Regions from separate parts of the Homo sapiens genome. Here region 1 is linked to region 2. The links are chromatin contacts, found by Hi-C or POLR2A ChIA-PET in ENCODE. All regions are on one chromosome and are shown on one strand. The core of a region is the stretch at or near the end of the contact, and the rest is flanking DNA. Distances in the headings are between cores, read along the strand shown. Region 1 overlaps PDE7B (phosphodiesterase 7B). Region 2 overlaps PDE7B (phosphodiesterase 7B).

Region 1 (3,621 bases), core at 986-3,485, 34 kb before region 2:
GTTGCACTCTCCAAGTCATGCAGCATTGTCTCCATGGGTCGTGGTTAGTCCTGATTCCCATAGCACACATCGAAATGCACATTGAAGACAGCCTCTTTCATTGTGCAAAACGACTATAGCCTCTGCACAAGCTCCATTTTAGAAAAACCTGTACCTGTGAAGGCTTATGGCATGGAGTACAGTGCGATCTCTGGTGCACCCAGTTATAGGAACTGACTAGGCATCTCAGTTCAAGGTACTTTGGGAATAATTGTGGTATGTGCTCTGGGAATTTTCCTGTAGCAGACTCAAATACATATGCCACAAATCTTGATACACAGTTCAAAAATGTCAGAAGTTTGCAATGCTATTTCATCTTTTACTTATTGTCTCAGAATCCCAAGGGTTTACACCTAGCCACACTTTGTTTTCAAAAAGATAGCTGTGAAGGCAAACAACTAAAGCCAAACACATTTCACTTATATACAGTCATTTTTAAAAGGTGAAGTCCATAGACACTTTGTGTTGGAGAAAACAGGAGGCAATATAGAACAAAAAAGAAAAGAAAACAGATTGGTGGACATAATGGAAAGAACTGAGTATATCGGGGTTCAAATCCCAAACCTATTCCTCAACAGCTGTGTGATCTTAGTCAGAGTTGACTTTTCCTTTCAAAACTCATTGTAGAGTACAGGGAGTAACAATGCTCACTCCTCTACAGAAATGTAATATATGAGAAACCATCTTATATACCCTAAAACCATAATGGGGCCTGCTGTGTATCTGGTTTTGCGGAAGGAAGAAGGTAGAAGCAGAATAGGGTCATTTGGTGGTAGTGTGTACAAGATACAAAGCACAGTTCTACCATGTAAATCATGGGGTTTTATGAGGGGAAGATTTTGCTCCTCCCATGATGGAGAGCCCTGGTCCTTCAGAGGTTAGCCTGCAGGACCAGAGGTCTACAGAGCAGAGGTCATTGGGGCAGGATGGAGGCAGTGACTCTGTCTGATGTGCCCTTATCCTTGGCATTGAGGAAGCGGGAAGAACCAACCTAGATTTGGGAAAAAGGGGTCCCTTCTAGGTGATCAGCCAAACTGGCTACATCCTGATGGGTTGTGGAAAACTTTCTGAATAATGTATTCTGATTAAGTAGGGGAGAGAGAAACTAGTATTAAACAAGTCTTCAGTGAAGGTTGGAGGTGCAAGATAAGCTGGGAGGGTGTTTGCTCTAAGAATGAGAAACTGTTGATGCAAAACTCTAAAGGCAATTGAGGAAATGAAGGAAATGAAGAATGGCTAGAAGGGAATGGGATTCAGATAACCAGGAGAACTGGAGAGTGGAGAGACGCAAGGCTGGGGAAGTTGGCAGGGGCCAGATCAGGAAGGGCCCTGCAGGACTCCATTTAGTGATTGGGCACAAGCCTAGATGCTGCAGGCCGTGGATCTGGAAGAAGGCCCCGCAGCTCACAGGCCATCTGTTCAAGGCAATAGAGAGATCCCAAAAGGGTTTAGGAAGTTTCTGTAACATGAGTACCACACGCAGCAGCCACGTTTGCTGACCAATGTCGCTCCTCACCACACTGAACAGGACCCTTAGGTGGAAAAAGGGTTCTGCTAAGTGGGGTACCACCTTGTTAGTGAGTGTCTAATGACATACTCCCAATTATGTCTAACACTTTTAGTTGTGTCAATCAGCCAAGTTGGAAAATGCCACCAGAGGCCCTCCTCACTCTGACTCCCTTCTTAGTAGTGTCTCACACAGTGTGTTCACAATCAGATAGATTTCTTTAGATTTAGTATACTCCATATGGTCTTTATGAAGCATAGATCACAGAAATGAGAACATGGCTTGTCAAAATTCCAAGTCTAGCATGACTGTATTATGAAGAATGTGGCCTTCTGAATCATGCAGAGAGTGAGCGTTGAGAATGCACTGAAAGTGGTGATGAACAGTCAGGCCTCTGGATCCTGGAAGGTGGAGGAACCAGGGTCCTGGAACAAATGCCCTCTCTTCACCCTTTTAGGGACATCTCCCTCTCAGAAACTGCTGGAAGAGCATGCTGCACTTCAAGAAAATCATTCCTTGACTTGACTCTCACCTTCAGAGGGAGATTTGACCCAGAAAAGGACCCTATGTTCCTGCCCCTGAGCCTGATACAATGTGCAGCAAGGCCTCAGTCTGTGTTGCTGCCGCCCCTGGACAGACGACACTGTGAGCTGCCAGGACAAGCGCCTTTTTGTCTGACTGTGTGTTGCCAACAAATATGTACTCACACTTGTTAAACTCCAGCCATCTGGTCGATGTGTCCAAGCTTTAGGCATTCGTTTTCCTGATTTACACTGCAATTGTCAAGCTACTTTATAAGACCCTACAGATAGCAAAAGGTTAATAGATAATATCAGCAATATCTCCAGATATTTGCCTATCTGATGTCCAGATCTCCAGACATCATGATTCAGAGATGCATGGGCTCTCATCCAGCCTGTAACTGAATGAATATTTACTCAGGACAAACGAGTACTTTATAATGTGCTCCTTGCAGCTCAGTGTAGCAATGCTCCTGTACATAAACCAACAATTAAATGTAATCCTATACACTTGTAGTTTAAAAAGAAATTCAAACCAGTCCTTGGAATTAAATAACCTCACTGCTAGAGAAAATGACTTCCAGAACATGAAGCCCAACATGCAAACGCAGAGCCTCTGAGCCACAAACGAACAAACACTTTTGCATAGGGAGAAGGGCATGTTGTTTAACTACTTGTGAGGTCAAAGATCCAGATGTTCCCATAGACAATCAAAAAACTATTACTGGTCAAATTGTATTGACCATTTCCACATGGACAGCGCTGAGACATGCATTTGGCCTCAGAAAGGAAATTTCCTTAAATTCTACTGGCAATCAATGGAAATCCCAAGCTAGAGCTAGAAAATCCAATATTTTGGAGAAATGACTGACAGGTTTTATAAGCTGCAAGTGAAAATGAAATTATGTGTATTTTGCTAACAGTCATACACTGCTTTGGTACAGTTTACTAAACTCCACAACAGACTTTGGCAAGATCAATATTTGAAAGACACCTCTTCAAGGTTCTCCCTCACTTCCTGAAGGTAGAGGCTTTCTGTATAGTTCATTCATTGCTGCTTCCAGCACTAGGATCAATATCCATCACATCATAGATTCTCAATAAATATTGCTTAGCTGAAAGAATGAGTACATAATCTGGGGCAAAAATACACTGAATCCATTTATTACTGCAATTAAAATCCGTGAGATGAAAATCCTTAAAGAGAAGAATATGTGAATAAAGTTATACTTAAATTAGTTCAGATTACAAGTTTTGATGCCATTACTCCACTAAGAAGTTAGCATCTGAGGCCATGCAGTGAATCTATTACAGATGCTTTAGGTGGAGTCAAACCTGAAGGCAAAGATTTCTCCATTCTTTCAGTGTTGAAATATCTTTCAATGTTTTTGAAAGATGTTTTTCCTGGAGAGCAAGAATCATGAAAATATATATATATATATATATATATATAAATAAATATATATATATAAAATTCTCTGTCTCATATATTTATTTATATATAAATATATACTTCATCTCTCTCTATATAAAATATATAGAGAAATATATATT
Region 2 (3,566 bases), core at 495-2,994:
GCATTCTATTCAAATAAAAAAGGGAAAAATAAAGCAACTCTAAATCTATATTGCATTTTGCTTTGGAAAAATGAAAAGTACTTTCTTACAGATTTCTCATATATTTCACCTTCTAATGTTTACAGAATGGTCCTTCTAGGGCACCCTATAGAGGATGCCAGTTTTCATTTCTGTACATGCTCATGAAAAGCTATGCAAGTTCATGCAAAAGTTTTCTATTAATTTCTCTAAAAATACAAGATTTTGTACATAAAATACTGAACTCATTTATTACCACTTTAAAAAGGAATTTAATGTTTTGATGCTATTTTAATTCTAATGTGTGTGCTATTCATTGGAATTATGTCCCAATTTGTTCATGGACCTCTTTGGCCCTGAACTTGAAGGCAGTCCTTCCAGCACAGTTTGGGCAATGCAGACTAAAGTAGAATACTATAGGAGAAGCTCTGAAATGTAGAAATTTGGTTTGGTTGACATTACCCCTAAACAACTTTTAGAGCTTCCCCAATATTAGGAGAAACTTTGTGTGCCCCTCATTCTAGCTCAGACACTAAACTGAGTATTTCACTTGCACATACTCCTGGAAGCAGCATATTGGAGTACAGGAAGTGTAGGTGGTAGAAACACACAGATGGGTTAGAACTCAAGCCTTTACCAAGCCTTACCAGCTGTGCAATCTTTAGCAAGTGATAACCTCCTTACAATTCAGTTTCTTCATCCATAAAATGCCACTGATACAACCTTTGCTTATACAGTTTTTGCAAAGACGAAATAGATGTGAGGTGTTGAGTACAGTGTTTGGGCCAGTTTAGGTGCAAAGAAAATCTGAATTCCCTCCCTTATCTTTGCCCTTTGTTCCCATGTCATTATTCCACATTACCTAGTAACTGACTCTACTCAGAGCCTAGAATAATTAGGCATCATTAAATGCTTTTTGATTAGAAGAATAAATTATTATCTAGATAGCATTGTGGTTAGGAATACAGATACTGAAACCAGACTGCCTGGTTTGGAATCTAAATACCACTTACTCAGTGCTGTGACTTTGTGAAAATTATTTAACCTCTCTCATCCTGTTTCCTAATCAGTAGAATGAGGAGAATAACAACATCAACTTTCCAGGGTTGCTGTGATAATTGAGCCAGGATGTGCCGATTATATACTAACAGCTACATTTCTATTAGCTATTTTTCTTCTTCTAGTCATAGTAACAGAACTATTTGACTTATTTGTGAAAAGCTGAGCTAACAAAACACCAGTTATATCTGCTTGTCAGGTAAGTCCTTTAAAATACTTCCAAGGGTTAAGCAATAAGCCAATGATATACAAGATCAATTGCAGGACTGAAGAACAAATCTAGGATCAAAATAAGAAAAAGTAGATATATTTTTCCAGTTGTCCATCTGATGATCATTGATCAACCTTCTATATTGAAATTAAGCAGAGGCCACAGCAAGAGGAAATATTGCTTAGAGAGTGCTCAAAATCTCAAATATTCTGTGTTTCAGATAACTATGGACTCTTTTATTTGATGTGTAAAAAGGAGATTTTGCTTTATTTTCCACATTATGTCTATTGCTGACTCAGGGCACAAAGAAGAACAAATTGTGTAATTTGAGTTGAGAGCAATCATTTTTGCAGTTGTTCTTTAAAAAAAGAAAAAAAAAAAAACCTTCACATAATGAGCCAAAACTTGCCTAGAGATCTGTGTGCTCTGCTTCCATTGACGTCACTTGGAAGTTGTGTGGGCAGAAATTGGCTGACTTCCTCCAGCATGTCTTTTTGAAAGTTGAACATATTGAAAAAATGCACCCTTCTTATCCCAAACTACAGTATGGAGAAGAACATCATAAACAAATTTTCTGTTTACGTTCAAATGAACAACTATAAAATTCTGAGAGCCACATTTGCAAAGTAAACCCTCTTAGTGTCCGGTAAGAGGAAGGATGTCCTCTCTATTTGAAAAGAGAATCGTAGGGTGTTACAGCTGAAAGGACTTTAGAGATGATATCGTTCAACCAGATATGGAAGCTGAAACTTAGAGATTCAGGAACACTCCCAAGGTCAGACAGGGCCCAAGGCTGGATTAGAATGTAGGCATTCTGCTTTCTATTTCATTGCTCAGCTCAGGACAACGGGATGTGTAATAATCATTGTGTCTGCACACTTCTCTCTCATTATATAAATCTCAAGCACTGAGGCAACTGTCCATGAAAACTAGGAATTTTGTGTACAGTAAAACTACCAATTGCTGTAAGTACAGTAAATAAGCATAGTGCGCTGGAATTGAATAGATTGTGGACACAATTGGAAACTCATAAAGTGCTTCTGCATACAGCTGCTCCCTGGGGTGTGCTGCCGGGTCAATTTGGAGCTTGACTTGTCCACCTAGAGCTTTCTCAGCTCAATGTGCTCTTCCAATCGCTGAGAGGCTACCTCTTGGAGACAGGAAGAAGAGAGTACCCCAATTCCATCTCAGCTCCCACCCCTTTCAGGTTTATTCTTGCAAAAAAAGGTCTGTACTCATTCAGTCATCTGCTATGAGCTGGGCTGTGGCTTTCCGCCTATTGAAAACATTTTCAAATTCAAATATTTTAATAAAGTACCACTGTCTTTATTAAAATATGAGTAATTACAATTTCCCCCACCAAGATCCCATATACACTATAGTCAATAGTGAATAGATGAATCATATAGGAGAATGCCTAGATTTATTATGCTCCTGAGTATACATTGTTACTTATTATTTAGCTAGTTTGTAAATTTAAATCCATAGGAGAAGCCCAAGTATGAATGTAGAGTTTTTCTATTTCTGCTTTGCTTCATTCTGCTTCTTCCTAAAGAGAAGAATTCTTTATAGGTAGAAGGTCATCCCCTCTGTGGCCAGCCAGCTCAAAAACCTTAGCAGCGGTTGCTACTTTAATTTCTTCGTTAAACGTCTGTGATGGTCACATTTCTAGCAGTTCTATAAGTGGAAGTCCAAGGTGGCATTCAAAACTCTTTGGGGAAAACACTTGGTAAAATTTTTAGAAGGGCCAACAGCATTCAAATTTATGGATCAAAGAACCAGATATTGAGAATAAAAGATATCACACCAATCTAGCATAACTACTCCAGTTGAATGCTACCTAGACACTGGACAGGGGGCTAGGAGAATCTGCCACGATCAACACTGAAATAAGTGAGAGCTCTGAGGCCAATCACATATCCTGTTAATTGGAAATACTGAGTATGTCAGTCTATCCTATATGTGAGAATTTTGAAAAAAAAATACAGAATAAGGAAATTATCCTAAGGACACATAGGAAAATAAATTACTGTCATGGCTAAAAGAAGATATTTAATATTTGGCTCCTGAAATAGGCAGCAAGTAGACATGCCTTTCATGACACAGGAGCAGAAAGACGTGAAAGAAATGGAAAAAAAAAATCAGGATGAAAACCAAGCAAGAATTGGGTAAAATAGGGTAGAATTGAAAGAAAACTGTAAGTGCAATAGACTTATCTGAATTATCATTGGAAATAATGAAGGTCAGAATTAATACTATAGAAAACTGGATCAAAGAC

Evidence for each region. A loop is a pair of places that touch in the nucleus more often than their neighbours do. ChIA-PET counts read pairs that join two places held with the same protein, here RNA polymerase II (POLR2A). Pooled maps may share reads with other maps.
Region 1: a loop to region 2 is called in a map of MCF 10A, with 7 times the contacts of the local background. The contact joins two enhancer-like sites. A Hi-C loop is called at or near these places in 1 of 168 maps with a recorded cell type or tissue (MCF 10A) and 1 of 50 pooled maps. POLR2A ChIA-PET finds 5 or more read pairs at or near these places in 5 of 52 experiments (HEK293, MCF 10A, OCI-LY7 and 2 more).

What each region holds. Positions count from the first base shown.
Region 1 is chr6:135,935,090-135,938,710 of GRCh38, reverse strand. All of the region lies in intron 1 of PDE7B (phosphodiesterase 7B), which reads right to left. Among named protein-coding and RNA genes, the nearest start is that of PDE7B, 85 kb to the right of the region's middle. Within about 2 kb of position 2,235, at least 6 of the 41 ENCODE cell types and tissues checked have a DNase peak (open chromatin) inside an H3K27ac peak, as active enhancers do.
Region 2 is chr6:135,900,437-135,904,002 of GRCh38, reverse strand. All of the region lies in intron 1 of PDE7B (phosphodiesterase 7B), which reads right to left. Among named protein-coding and RNA genes, the nearest start is that of PDE7B, 51 kb to the right of the region's middle. Within about 2 kb of position 1,744, at least 10 of the 41 ENCODE cell types and tissues checked have a DNase peak (open chromatin) inside an H3K27ac peak, as active enhancers do.